Linked DNA regions of Homo sapiens: regions 1 and 2 are each linked to region 3. A link is a contact called in ENCODE Hi-C data. All regions are on one chromosome and are shown on one strand. Each heading gives the region's core, a stretch centred on a gene start or an enhancer-like site at or near the end of the contact. The rest is flanking DNA. Distances are from core to core; before and after follow the strand shown.

What was found. Hi-C counts contacts between places; a loop is a spot of excess contacts on that map. Pooled maps may share reads with other maps.
Region 1: a loop to region 3 is called in a pooled map, with 16 times the contacts of the local background. The contact joins the promoter of ATP1A1-AS1 here to the promoter of WARS2-AS1 in region 3. A Hi-C loop is called at or near these places in 6 of 50 pooled maps.
Region 2: a loop to region 3 is called in a pooled map, with 12 times the contacts of the local background. The contact joins the promoter of TRIM45 here to the promoter of WARS2-AS1 in region 3. A Hi-C loop is called at or near these places in 8 of 50 pooled maps.

What each region holds. Positions count from the first base shown.
Region 1 is chr1:116,416,869-116,421,816 of GRCh38, reverse strand. It overlaps ATP1A1-AS1 (ATP1A1 antisense RNA 1), which reads left to right and starts at 3,195. Exons shown (of 3, transcript NR_027646.1): 1 at 3,195-3,358. RefSeq lists a silencer at 2,987-3,116 and an enhancer at 3,076-3,370.
Region 2 is chr1:117,120,178-117,124,951 of GRCh38, reverse strand. It overlaps TRIM45 (tripartite motif containing 45), which reads left to right and starts at 3,203. Exons shown (of 6, transcript NM_025188.4): 1 at 3,203-4,238. The coding sequence starts at 3,751. RefSeq lists an enhancer at 2,769-2,938 and a silencer at 3,249-3,438.
Region 3 is chr1:119,137,675-119,142,322 of GRCh38, reverse strand. WARS2-AS1 (WARS2 antisense RNA 1) reads right to left here and starts at 1,927. Exons shown (of 7, transcript NR_125975.1): 1 at 1,530-1,927; 2 at 510-576. WARS2 (tryptophanyl tRNA synthetase 2, mitochondrial) reads left to right here and starts at 1,670. Exons shown (of 6, transcript NM_015836.4): 1 at 1,670-1,768. The coding sequence starts at 1,679. RefSeq lists an enhancer at 1,589-1,898.

The DNA of each region.
Region 1 (4,948 bases), core at 1,946-4,445, 2.7 Mb after region 3:
TAGGGAAGAATCCATTTTCTTGCCTTTCACACTTTCTGGAGGCCACATTTATTCCTTGGTTTGTGACCCCCTTCTTCCATCTCCTCCAGCAATGGCGAGTGAGTAATTTTCACATCTCCCTGATTCTCTTCCATAGTCACATCTCACTCTCTTCTGCCTCCCTCTTCCACGTCTAAGGATCCTTGTGATTACATCGAGCCTGTTAAATTCAGTACAATCTTCCTATTTTAAGATCACTTGATTATCAACCTTAATTCCATCTGCAATCCTGATTTCCCTATGCCATGTAAGTCGTCTTCGGGGCCATTATTCTGTCTTCCACACCTAGAAATAGGAGTTGTAGTGTGACAGAGCTCGTGAGAATCAGAAAAAAAAGTGACACAAAACAAGCTGCAAAGCTATAAGCTAGTCTATTTTGAGTTGTGACCTTATCCCCATGTTATTGCTAGATAATGTTTATTAAACAAGGGACTCATGGAGTAGCACATAAATATTTCATGTGGGATTGGTGTCACAGGTTGAGCTTCCCAGAAGCTGACCCAGAGATGGAAACTTCCATGAGGGACATTTATTAGGAATACTCTTGGGATTAACACCTTTGGAATAGAAGGAAAATGAGAAACAATTTGTGCAGAGAGATAAGTTAGGCTGCAAAGCAGTCTCAACAAAGGTCTCTGCTGACCCCATAGGGAACTTTGAAGGTGGGGTGAGGGTGCCAGACAAGTATACCTCATTGGATGTGGGCTGCTCCAGGAAGGGGGGTGGGGTGTGACCTTGAGTGAGGATCTCTCTTCAGCTAAGGCACTTCCTGGAGAGGTCTGTCTGCCAGCAAATCCCCAGCAGCTTGAGGGAATAAGTTCACCAGTTCTAAAGAGAAATCTGGGTGGTGCACCCCAATGCCCACTACAAAAGGACTCTAGTGTAGGGAGCTTGTCAATGAACTGGGGGCAACTCTCCAAGGCTTAGGTCCTAGAGCAGAGAAAGTGTGGATAGGAAACGTAGGGGTTTGCCCAGACAGGCAAAGAGCTGATTCAGAAAGGATATTTTTTTCATCTTCTACCTATACCCCAGTCCCTGCAGAACTCTGAGGCTCCCTACCCATAGGGAGACAGTCTGCCTGCTGGTCACCTCCTACTCATCACTGGGAATCACAGACAGAACAAGTGGTGGCAACACCGGCCTGAAGATTCTGGACAGTGAGTAGATTTACACAGAGTAAACAAGAAGCTGGACTGAGTTTGGTTTAATCTGTCACTCCAGAAACCCACAAGCTGACAGCAGAGTCAATTCCACAGTATTTATGTGCCTTGGTGGCTGCTGCTCATGGTGGCTATTTCCCATGATCACATCTCATTATTCTTTATTACCTTGTCATCTGGAGGAGGAAGGATATCATCATCAATATTCTGTGAATTCCTAAATTATTTCACTTCTTCCAAATGAACTCTGTCTCACTAGCCTTGTGACCCTGGTGTCCCTCAGAACTCTACGCAGGGCCGGGAGTCTAGTTTAGCCTTAAGTGAAGGCAGAATAAGTGGCTCCCCCACTCAGGGTCACCAGAAAAATCCTAACCCGTGAGAATCTTCCTACCCTGTTTTCTGATGTCTGAAGTCCCAGGGCACAAAATTTTCAACTTCAAGCTCTGATCCCAATTAAATGTAGACACTCTCAGAAAGGGTCACTATCTCTTAATGAAACTGCATTTTAGCCGGGCGCGGTGGCTCACGCCTGTAATCCCAGCACTTTGGGAGGCCGAGGCGGGCGGATCACAAGGTCAGAGATCCAGACCATCCTGGCTAACACGGTGAAACCCCGTCTCTACTAAAAACACAAAAATTAGCCGGGCGTGGTGGCGGGCGCCTGTAGTCCCAGCTACTCAGGAGGCTGAGGCAGGAGAATGGCGTGAACCTGGGAGGCGGAGCTTGCAGTGAACGGAGATCGCGCCACTGCACTCCAGCCTGGGCGACAGAGCGAGATACCGTCTCACAAAAAAAAAAAAAAAAAAAAAAAAAGTGCACTTTAGATGTTTTCCTGGTGGGGGGGGGGGGGAGTGGGATATAAGTAGCAGTGTTCCAAGTACCAAAACCTCCCTGAGTCATCTGTGAAAAGCCATTTGGCAATAATACTGAAAGCTTTTAAATGCTCACATTCTGACTTAGCAGTTTCACTCCTGTGAATATAACCTAAGGAAACTGATCTCAATACTGAAAGGACTTTATACACAAGAATGGGCTGGGCAGCAAAGTGCTGTAATCCCAGCACTTTGGGAGGCCGAGGCCGGGTCGAGGGAGAAGCACCTGAGGTCAGAAGTTCGAGACCAGCCTGGCCAACATGATGAAACCCCGTCTCTACTGAAAGTACAAAAATTAGGTGGGCGTGGTGGCAGATGCCCGTAATCTCAGCTACTCAGGAGGCTGAGGCAGGAGAATCTCTTGAACCTGGAAGGCGAAGGTTGCAGTGAGCTGAGATCGCGCCACTGCACTCCAGCCTGGGCGACAAGAGCGAGACATCGTCTCAAAAAACAAACAAACAAACAAACAAACAACCAAACAAAACAAAAAAGAATGAATAATTTATAATCGTGAAGCTTTGGAAGCCACTTGAATGTTGAACATTTGCGAGATGCTCAGAGAAGTGACAGCGTATCAACCCAATTTTTTAAAGTCCTGCCATTAAAAATTATAGGTAGGAAGCGTCAGTACTAACACGGTGAAAATGTTCATGTTACAAAGTGGAAAACAACCCTGGATTCAGTTTAGTATGTGCGTTTTACCACAGCTATGTAGAAACAAATCCATACACATGGAAATCGAATGAAGTGAAACGCATGCAAATGGTAATGATGCTGTGCTTGGAGGCAGAATTGGAAGCAGTGTTAAAGTTATTTATCATCATTCGTGTTTTTAAAATGCCGTGTGATGGCCGCAATACTTCTGTAACGAATGATGTTTAAGCACGGAGCCCTTCACTGGCCGACGCGCGGGTGGGAGATAGGAGCCGCGCCCAAGCTCAGGTGGCGGCTGCGGGCAGGGCCGCCTGGGGCCGCAGCCGGGCGCGCTCCCGGCGGGGACCCTCTGCTCTCCTTGCAGACGGAGGCCGCGCCGGGTTTGGAGGCATCCCACAGCCTCAGGCCGAGGACCCGCCGCGAAGCGCCGCCTCCGCGGGTTGACCCTCTGCAGCCGCCGTAGCGCAGAGACGAATCCGCGCTCCCCCAGGCTGTCGCGCGAGCTCCCCGGAAGCTCCCACCTGAGCGGCGCATCCTCAGGGCCTGGGCCTGGCCTCCTTGCCTGTGAGATGGCACTGTGACGGTGCCCACCTCGTGGGGTGTGTGAGGGCCGAGTGAAATCGTGCATTTGCGGTAAGAAAGTGCTTATCACGGTGCCCAGTCCTAATATGGGCTGCCAGCCTAAGTACAGAGTCCCAATCCCAGCCCAAAGGCCAGTTTCCAGGTGAACCCTTGTCGGGGAGACCACCAGACGGAACAGTCCCAGTCTACACTCCTGCACCGAGCAGGGGACAGTGTGGACCGCAGAGAGGTCCGAAGTCCCTTTAGAATAAGGATGGTGCTTCAGGGTTGTTAAAAGGATTAAATGAGATGATATCTAAAGGGATTAGCACAGTGGCTGGTGCTAAAATAAATCATTTTCTCTACTGCCACTGCTCTTACAACCAGACGCCTGGAACAGCCTGCTGGTTCGTCTCCTCATTTGTAAGCTGGAGTTAGTAGGTGTGTTGTGAAGGTTGAGAGAATATGCATAGGCAGAACCTGGCGTTTAATATTTGGGAAGTGGCAGCAATTCTTTCTTCATTAATCTACAAGCTGCACTGTGGTAGGCACATACCCTTAGCACCGATTCTTATAAGTGCAGGTAAGAGAGAGAGAAGATATATTGTGTAAGTCGAAGGAGCCAGCCGTGTCCAGGCCACCGCAAAACCTCGACAGTACTGTACCAGGGCCCTCTTCAGTGAATGAATCTCCTCTTTGGCCTGTTTGCTGTCTGTTTGCATTTGCTGCACCCATCAGTTCCCAAACCTGGTCTCTAAAGTCAGGAGCTCAAGGAAGCTTGTCCCAATCCTAGAAAACAAGTACAGCACACACCAACAGCAGCATCCCTAAAAGCCAGCCCTACTGGCAATGCGGGCCCTGCAACCCGTAGGTAAGTGGGACACTCTAAGCTTCTTGGAAACAGCTAACTCAGGGCCTGATTAGCTTACTCCCGCCTCCTGTCTTCAGGAAATCAGACTGTGTAAAATAAGAGAGAAAAGAAAATTGACATAAGTCTATTCCACTGTCTAATGAAATGTGTTTCACTTGTGTTTAAAGTGAATTGTGGGCTGGCGTGGTGGCTCATTTGCCTATAATCCCAACACTTTAGGAGGCCAAGGCAGGCAGATGGCTTGAGCTCAGAAGTTTGAAATCAGCCTGGCAACATGCAAAAACCCCATCTCTACAAAAAATATAAAAATTAGCAGGATGTGGTGGCGCATGCCTGTAGTCCCAGTTACTCTGGAGGCTGAGGTGGGAGGATGGCTTGAGCCTGGCAGGTCGAGGCTGCAGTGAGCTGTAATCATGCCAGTGCACTCCAGCCTGGGTGACAGTCAGGTCCTGTCTCAAAAAAAAAAAAGTGAATTGTAGTACCAGCTACATTTGTAGAGCCCTTTCTCTTTACAGTCATGGTGCTAAATTCTCTGATCTCATTTAATCCTCCCAACCACCCTCACAATGCTGTGTCCATTTTACATATTGGAAAGCTAAGACTCAGGTTAAGAGAGACTTGTTGAAGGTCACAGCTAGTAAGCTGCAGAGAACCAGAAAGTGAATCTGGGTTGATCTTGACTCTAAACAGTTTGCTTTTAACAACTATACTCCTTTGAACATATTTACCCTATTTTCTTCATTAAGTAAAATGTTTTCTGTATCTTAATTTTCAGAACCTCTAATACAACA
Region 2 (4,774 bases), core at 1,954-4,453, 2.0 Mb after region 3:
GGTGATAAAGAGCTATAGCATCTTAAAAAGTGTATGCAGTGAGGTGTTGGCAGTGGGGATGGAAAGAAATCGGTGTCTGCCTGGATATGGAACAAGAGAAAGGAGGCCAGCAGCACTATAAGGTTTCATGCAGGAGGGAAAGGAGAATGATGATACTCTGGAGAGAATCAAATAGGAAAATTCAGAGAGTGCAGTTCAGTGAGCAAAGAAGTTCAGTGAAGTTTAAGCTATGTGGGACTTGGTGATAGGAACATATTTGAGTGCAGATTTAGAAATCTATGTCAAAAGCTCAGGGGAGACATCAGTACTGGAAGCGTTGGTCTGGGAATCATCCACGTGAGGAAATGTAGACGCAAAGGTAGGAGATAAAGTGGAGGAAGGGGAACTAGTGAGGATGGAGGGTGTGAGAAGCAGCCCAAGAGACAGAAGGTTAGGAGAGTAGAGTATTTCAGAAGTCAAGGAGGAGGCAAGTTTTAAGGATGAGGAAGTACAAAAAATGGTAAATACTAAAGAGATTGCCTATTGAGAAAAGGCCAGCAATATGGTCACTCATGATCTACAAGAAAGTCTCAATAGGAAAGAGGGGAGGAATAAATCGGTGGTGATGGTTATAAAAAGATGATGAAAGCAGACAGTGAGACCACCCTTTTGAGAAATATAGGGGCGAGAACCACCACTATTAATACGTTGAAGGGGAGCTAGATCAAAAGACGATTTGCTTCCCCTTTCAGGACTTCATCAGAACTCTTGGCAGAAAAACTGACTGAAACATAGGAATAAGGTTTTGAGGAAGCAGGAGAGGTTGGGATAAAAAACAAAAATCTTGAGGAACTAATCTTGGCACTAAAGAATGGCAGTCAGGAGAGGTAAGAGAGGAGGTGTGAGGAATCATGGATTTTTTAAGTAGAAAGGCGAGGCAGTTCTTCAGACAACCTTGTTTTTCTCATCAATGGAAGGGAATTAGCTGCAGCATGTGTGAGGGATTTGATGCTTAATAAACTGAGAAAGGAAAGGTAGAGGTGGCCAGGCGCGGTGGCTCACGCCTGTAATCCCAGCGCTTTGGGAGGCCGAGGCGGGTGGATCACCTGAGGTCAGGAGTTCGAGAGGAGCCTGCCCAACATGGTGAAATCCAGTCTCTACTAAAAATACAAAAAATTAGCCAGGTGTGGTGGTGCATGCCTGTAATTCCAGCTACCTGGGAGGCTGAGGCAGGAGAATCGCTTGAACCCTGGAGGTGGAGGTTGCAGTGTGCCGAGATCCTGCCATTGCATTCCGGCCTAGGCAACAAGAGCAAAACTCAATCTCAAAAAAAGAAAAAAAAAAAAAGGGAAAGGTAGAGGTAGCCCGAATATAATCTTAGATATGGCATCATAAGGTTGTGTTCAAGTTCCAGATATGTTAACTTGGGCTGGCCATCCAAGACCTGGCAAGACCTCTTTGAGGCCATTTCCTTACAATATTGTTAAAGGTTAAATGAGATACTGCTAAATGAGATATTGCACGTGTAAATTATGAAGTACTTCTGAAACAAGAGAAGCTTGAAACTACTACCACAAGAAATGTGATACAGTATGAACAAGAGATGAAGTAAAGCACAGCCAAGCAGCAGGGAGGGTAAAGGTGAAGTTCAAAGCAAGAATATATAGCAAACCCAAGTCCACACAGTTTTTGTGACTTCCTCCAGCCTACTGGAGAGGCGAATGCCGATTTTGAGAGTAGATGCAAGAAGGACAAGAGGCTGAAAAAAATCTAGGTAAGGACTATTTAAAAATCTTTGGAGATATGCTTAACATTTGGAAATTACTTGCACATTTTATATAAAGGTGGCATTTGACTCATTGGCGTGTTATATTTTGGAAATGGCCAAACATTTCATTTTTATATTTTATAATGGTTTTTTTTTTTTTTTTCATATTTTGGGGTTAACTTTTTTTCAGATTCCATACTTTTAAAAGCTTAGGCTCCAGACACTATGCCTATAGCATGAAACAGATAATGAAGGAATCAAGTGAAACAGTCGCCCACTGGGTACAAATTAAGTAGGGAAGGTCATGAACAAAGAAAGCAGTGAGGGCCCAGTAGACAAGCTGACGCAACTGGAGATAACAACAGGTGGAGGGGAAAGGAGCAGCTGTTTCCATTTTTGGAATTTTGGAGAATCAGGAGACGCCTGGTAAGGCCAGAGAAGGTGGCCGTGTAATTATAAAGTTAAAGGGGTCGGACGTGTTCATCTTCCCAATTAGTTTTAAGCCCACAAAGGGCTTGTCCCTCATTGCCACCGTCCATTGTCTCACTGTGACCAGGCAGGAGCCCTCCGTGATTGACTGATAAAAACAGCGGGTCCAACTCGCTCAGCTCGTTTCTGTTACACAGGACTGTGGAATCCCGGGTGACATTCAACTCCTTAGGTCATCTGCACTCCCCCCGGACCGGAAAACAAAGCCTTCCCGAGCCCGACAAGGAGGGTGGCGCTCCCTGGCCCGGCCGAAGTAAGCCCTCCATTCGACACCTCGGCTCCACGGTCTCCCGAACCGGTCCCCGTAACGCGAGCCTGAGATGCCCTCACCCCCGAAAAATACCCAAAGTCGGGGAGCCGCGGGAGTGCTTGTACCCAGCACGCTAGGCCTGAGGGACCTGTGAGCTACAGTAAGCGCCTGAGGACAGAGGGGAGCCTCGCAGCCTCAAACCCGCGTGGAGGAGAAACGTCTGGCGCCCCCGAGCGGCCGAGACCTCGGGAGCCCGAAAAACGTCTCCCACTCCCAGCGCAGAGCCAACTGACAGTGCCATCCACCAATGGGAGAACCCAGTCTGCGTTCGTGGGACGAGTCCGAGGGCAGAAAGAAGGCCGTCCCGGCGCCAAATCAGCGTGGCTTTTTAAGAGGTCCTGAGGCCTCTCTGGTCACCACAGAGAGAGGGACAGTCCCTGTGAAACGGTGACGCTGACTACACTATGCCGCTCGCTCCGAGCCTTGGCCTTTTCCTCCCGCCGCACTCTAAGCCCTTCGGCCGCCCCGCCCACGGCCTTGTCAGGTCCCGCCCCCCGCGTGAGTGGACTGGCGAAGATGTGGAATTTCCAAAACTTATTGGATGCTTAGTGGCGTCACTCTGGAGGGCGGCGGGGCCCGGAGCGGCGAGGGCCGCCGCTCTCGGACGGTGATTGGACTCGCCGGAGTAGACCGGGCTGGGATTGGTGTGAGGAGGGGCCAGAGCCCGCGGGCGTCCCGGGCCGAGGCGCGGGAGAGGCGGTGGACACCGAGAAGCCCGCCGGCGGCTTGCAATTCCCTCACCCGGCGCGCGCCTTTCGCAGAGGGAAGGAGCAAGAGGGCCCCTACCTCATCGTGCGCGGGTGGGGTCGGCGCTTGTCGCGTGTGGCGCGCAGTGGGGCGGGCGGCGGGAGGGGGGTGGCAGTGGAGGGAGCGAGAGGTGCAGGGGTGACTTTGTTGGCAGCAGGACTAGCTGGAGAGCTAGACCTGGAAGCGCATCCGGGGAGGACTTGCGGGGCAGAGGAGGGCGTGGGCGTGTCTGGTGTGGGATGCAGTGGAAAGGAGGGGGCCCTCCTGAGTAGATCTGTGGGTGATTCCTTCGAGGACGCCTCGTCTTCCCGTCTGCCCTTTTATTTGTCAGCGAGGGAGTCCCCATGGTCTCTGTTCAAGTTCTGGAGACTTTCTCTTTGGGTGGGCTTAATCACCTGCTACTAAATCGTAGAACTGCCCAGGGCCCTTTCTAATATTGGTCACAAACGTGAGGAGTATGTCAGAAAACAGAAAACCGCTGCTGGGCTTTGTAAGCAAACTCACTAGTGGGACTGCACTTGGGAACTCAGGCAAGACTCACTGCCCCCTGTGCTTGGGGCTTTTCAAAGCCCCCAGGCTCTTGCCTTGTTTGCATACAGTTTGCACCACGTGTCTGGAGCAGCTGGAGCCCTTCTCAGTAGTGGACATCCGAGGGGGAGACTCTGACACAAGCTCTGAGGGGTCAATATTCCAGGAACTCAAGCCACGAAGTCTGCAGTCGCAGATCGGCATCCTTTGTCCTGTATGTGATGCTCAGGTGGACCTGCCCATGGGTGGAGTGAAGGCTTTAACCATAGACCACCTGGCCGTGAATGATGTGATGCTGGAGAGCCTACGTGGGGAAGGCCAGGGCCTGGTGTGTGACCTGTGCAACGACAGGGAAGTAGAGAAGAGGTGTCAGACCTGCAAAGCCAACCTCTGCCACTTCTGCTGCCAGGCTCATAGGTAAAGATGGGACACTCCATCAGGTGTAGCTTAAGAGCAGATTACAAAGAGGTGTCAAGACAAATCCCTCGGTGAGCAGATGAAAAGGAAAGCCTTCTCAAATACCGTGGAAGGTCAAAGAGCAATATAACAATGCAATAGCAAATACTCCAGTACAACAGTTAACCCGGTTAGCCTAATATAGTACCTAATATATAGCCTAATATAGCAATAGCAATAAACCCTTTCAATTTACAAAGTGCAGCTACAGTTTCCTTCAGTCATTCGTGTAGTGAATAATTGTACTGGGTGCTGGAGAAACAGGAGAATGAATATAACAGCATAGATCCTGTTCTTGATCTCCTTCGATCTTGCAACTCTTACAGAAAAGCAGGCCCTGTTTTCGCCCCCATTTATTAATTGGGGAAACAAGCTCAGCAATATTATGTGATTTGCCAAGGTCCTACAGTTGGTAAGTGTGTAACAGAACTGAGTATTAAATCCAGATCATTTTGACTACATTCCAGTAACCCATGCTGTGCTCCTAGAATAGGTGA
Region 3 (4,648 bases), core at 678-3,177:
ATAATGCTTTGCTCTATGTATGAGTAAAACATGTAGGGCATTTATTAAACTGCATTTTACAAGGCATAACATATATCCCCCTTCCCCTGGCAAGGTTTGTTTCCAGGGTCTCAGTAATATCACATTCTTTGGGTTCTACAACACCTCTTGGCTCCTTTATTTCCATCATCTGGCTACTTTCACTCCACAAACTCTATCTGATGGTCTCAAGGATTTCCTTGGTTTCAATTACCATCTGTTTGGTAGTTCAAATCTCTTCTGAGCTCCAGACCCATGTATCTATTTAATGGGCATCACATTTTGGAAGTACTACAAGCACCTCAAATTTAACAGCCAAAACCAAACTGATCAGCTTTGTTGAAGACTATAACTTGATTTCCTAGTTTTTTTTTTGCCTTCATCCCTTTCCTGCTCACTTCTAAATTACACCAATTATACTTGAACTTCACCAGTACTTTGTATACCTACAAGATTATCCTATATGGTTTTAATTTACTGTTTTGTCTTACCCTGGTAGATTTCAGCTCCTTTATAGGCATCTCTTATCTCCTACCTCTCCTTGGTAATTTTCAGTAGCTGGATGAATTATAAACAAAACACATAAAGGAATTGTCATGAATTTCTTCCAGTTATATTTTTACTGAAACACTCGTTATCTGTCTGGGAGATTTTTAGGTGAATTAACAGAAGCAGAAAAACTGTATTAAACTTTCTCATAACCCCAAACAAAACAATTTCTTCCATCAGGTATAACCTTCCTGCAGCCTTCCCTAGACTAGGTTGAAACACCACAGTCATAACCACTCCTCCTTAAAACTTGCGGTGCTTGCTTCTTTAACACCTATTAAGTGTACATCATTTATTTATCCGCTACTCTATTAGACTGTACACAACTTGAAGACAAGATATGTCTTTCTCTGTACCTTCAGTGCCCAGCACATTACGGTAGGGTTCAACAAAGTTTACAGGACGAATGAAATAAGGCCACATAAGTCCAGTGCGGTGGCACATGCCTGTAATCCCAGCACTTTAGGAGGCCGAGGCAGATGGCTTGGCTTGAGCTCAGGAGTTTGAGAGAGCCTGGGCAACATGGTGAAACCCTGTCTCCACCAAAATACAAAAATTAGCCGGGCGTGGTGGCGCACCCTTGTGGTCCCAGCTACTCAGGAGGCTGAGGCAGGAGAATAGCTTGAGTCTGGGAGGTGGAGGTTGCAGTGAGCCGAGATCGCGCCATTGCACTCCAGCCTGGGCGAGAGTGAGACCTTGTCTCAAAGAAAAAAAAGGGAAATGAGGCCACACATGTCTAAAAAGACCACTTATATTACCCTCTAAGAGAACTGGGAGTTTCTAAACAAACTTTTTAAAGGTTGCCTTCACATAGCTAAGATCAGAAATGCAGCCTACTTGACTTTCTTCCAGTCTAAAGCGTTGCTACTAATAACCCCCAAGGAAATTCTCCTTCCAGGAAGGCTGAGCAGACAAGGGATCCAGGGAAAAACACTAAAGCCCCACCCCGCTCCTGTCCCCACCTGCTCGGCAAGAACTGCAGTCCGCCCGATAGCGGCTGCGCTGCGCAGCCTGGAGGCCCAAGCCGCGCCCAGCAAGCAGGAGTCGCGAGACTGGGATTGGCTCTCTGAACAGACGTCATTCCAAACAAGACGGCTCCGCCCTTCTCAAGATGGCGCTGCACTCAATGCGGAAAGCGCGTGAGCGCTGGAGCTTCATCCGGGCACTTCATAAGGGATCCGCAGCTGCTCCCGCTCTCCAGGTAACCAAAGACGGCCCTTCCCTCCGCGGCTTCCCATCCCGCGAGGTTCTTCTCATCCCACTGCCCTCTATTTATTTCTCTCCTCCCGCTTCTTAGGGAAAGTACATGCCTTCCCTCGCCTAAGGTCTACTCGTCTATGACTGTCGGCCTGCTCAGAGCGTAGTGACGTTGCAAGGATACGTGATGACGTAAAGGTTTCTTGGTGGAAAAAGCGCGCCGCTTTCTGACCTCTTGCCGCCACCTCCAGTTCTGGGAGCGGAGCGCCGCCGCTGTTGCCGGGCAACGCGGTGAGCCTACCCCGCGTGTGATGTTTTCAGAGACGGGTTGTTTTAGAGACTGCTCTTCTTGTGGTCTTATTACTGTTTTTACCCTCCTTACCCTAACAACACGCTAAGGGGCTATCGGAGAGAGTAGAGAAGTTTTGTTAGGCATTGGGCAGCTTGGGTCGGGGCAGCAGGTTGGCAGTGTGGTACTTGAGCAAGTGTCAGTGCATCTTCCATTCTGGTTGCTCCTGGTGGCTCCACAGCACTGCTCTATCTAGCAGGCTGTGAAAGAGTGACCGCAAGCTGCTACAGAGTTTGTCCTGTCCTGCGCTTGACAACACTGCTGTTACCATTAATCTCGTCGTACGGAGACCATGTCGCGGCCTGGTCTTATTGGGAATTGTCTTAAATATTTGGAATTTTACCCTCATAGCAAAAAAGTCAGGGGGAGGGGATACCCTTTCAGTTATTCAGGATTTTACCAAACGTCTTCCAAGTACAGTCTCAGTGGCAAGCACTTTGACATACTTTATCTACGGGAGATATATTCTGGGAACTAGAGAGAAAGGAGAGAATGTGATTTTATTAGGTAATTTCCCGGCATCATTTGCATATGTATTGCCATAATGAGTAGGTGTGAGGATGTCGCACCTATTGTAACTGTTGTGTTGAAAACAGCGCTAGACAGGAAGGTAGCCTAGAGGTCAAGGGTTTGGTCTGCCACTTGACAGCTGTGTGACAAGTCACAATCTCTCTGGGACTTTTCTTCTTTTTTTGCTCATATTGAGTGGAGGAAGAGAGCTGGACTGATTGACACGTTAATGTTCTTTCAACCTCTGGAAAATCTATAGTTCCATGATTATGAAGCCAAAACAAAGCCAATGAGAGTAATTATGAAAACCAAAATTTAAGTTCAACTTATTTTTCTAGTCATGTCATAAATTTTTTGAACTTCCGTTTTTTATTAATGTGAGCCTCACAAAATTCTTATAAGCTAATATATTAATATATACCGGAAAGCTGCTTGTCAGCAAACAACTATTCAAATGTCACCTTAAATTTCAGCAGCAATGTTAGGTAAGACAATTCAAAATTAGATAAATTTATCAAAAATTCCTCTCCTTGAAATTTGAGGGTTTGATTCTGCAGAACTAGAATGAGATGATTATTTATAATTTATAGCACATTAACACCTATGCTATCAAAGTAGCTAAGCCGTAGACCCAAACTTCCCCTTATTCCAAACTAAAGAATTGAAGATGTCTTGAGAATAGAGAATCAAAGAGAGAGAGAAAAAAAAGACAAACTGCAGCCTGCTAATGACTGCCCAGGGAAGTTTAAGACACTAAGTCATTATAAATGCTAAAGAAAAAATTTCTTAAACCTCTACTATTGTTTCAGTGGCATTTATGAATAGGGCTATTAAAGTTAATTATTAATCTAGATTGTTTCAAGATGTAGAATTTCCAGTACCGATGAATGTTTCTAAACCTTTAATTTAGCTTTGAGTAGAATAAGTATTAAATGTGAGAGTATTTTTTTAAAGTATAAATCTACATATAATTTCAGTCATTGAAAATGATGGTTTGAAAGATTAATGTGGTTTTTTGAAAGACTGAGAAAAGATACAAAATTGTGTTCATAGTGTTATTACGATGTTATGTTTATATATAAGTGTTTATATAAACGTATACATAGAAAAAAAGCCTGGAAGGGAACAAACATTTTTAACTTTTTTATTTTGCTTTGGCCTTCCTAAATAGTGGGTTAAAAGTTATTTGTTTCCTTTTATAGCATTACATATTTTTCACATGTCTAAATTGAAGACACACACTTTTTAATAACCAGAAAAACGTTTTGAAATCATAAATCTTTATACAGATCTTTAGTCATTAATATCATTTGTGATATTTTAGGATTCTGAGGAAGATACTTGTCCCACAATGCTGTTATTAAAATGGCCTTAGAAAAGGACTACTAAAAATTTATGGCCACTTTTCCTGTATGTATCTTCTTTTTCTCTTGAAAAGCTTCCTTTGAAGTCAAAGGGATTTTGTGAACAGATGCAGAAATATGTGAAAGAGGCATTGGATTCTTAAACCAGATGCATTAGACATTTTTATGATATCTCATAACCTTTGTAGAAAAAAATTATTTTGCAAGAGTATAGTATAATGGGAAAAAATGTATATTTATCATATGAATGGTTCCATCAAAAACCAAGAAATAGCCAAGTTAGTTTTTATTAGCCTTGGCTGTGCACTTACTCCCTTAGGTGTAAAGCAAAAGTGAATGAGCCATAACAGTGCTATGTTAGAAACTCTAACTAATAAAGTGTTGTGATTCCTAAGTTGTTTTAATGGTTTTTAGTGTTTTCTTTTTTTAAAACAAAATCTTGGGTAAAAATGTTGGCATAGGGCATCTTTGCTTATCTCAGAGGATGCAGATGTAAACTCAAGTTGAAAATAAAACAGGGAGAAACAGGAATAACAGCACATCACTCCATACTCATTATGGGATGTCTACAATTTATATGAAAACGGTTTATTTTGCCAGGTGTTGCCTGACAGAAAACTGTTGAAATCTGACAAGATGAGCGTAGTCATAAAGTCAGAGG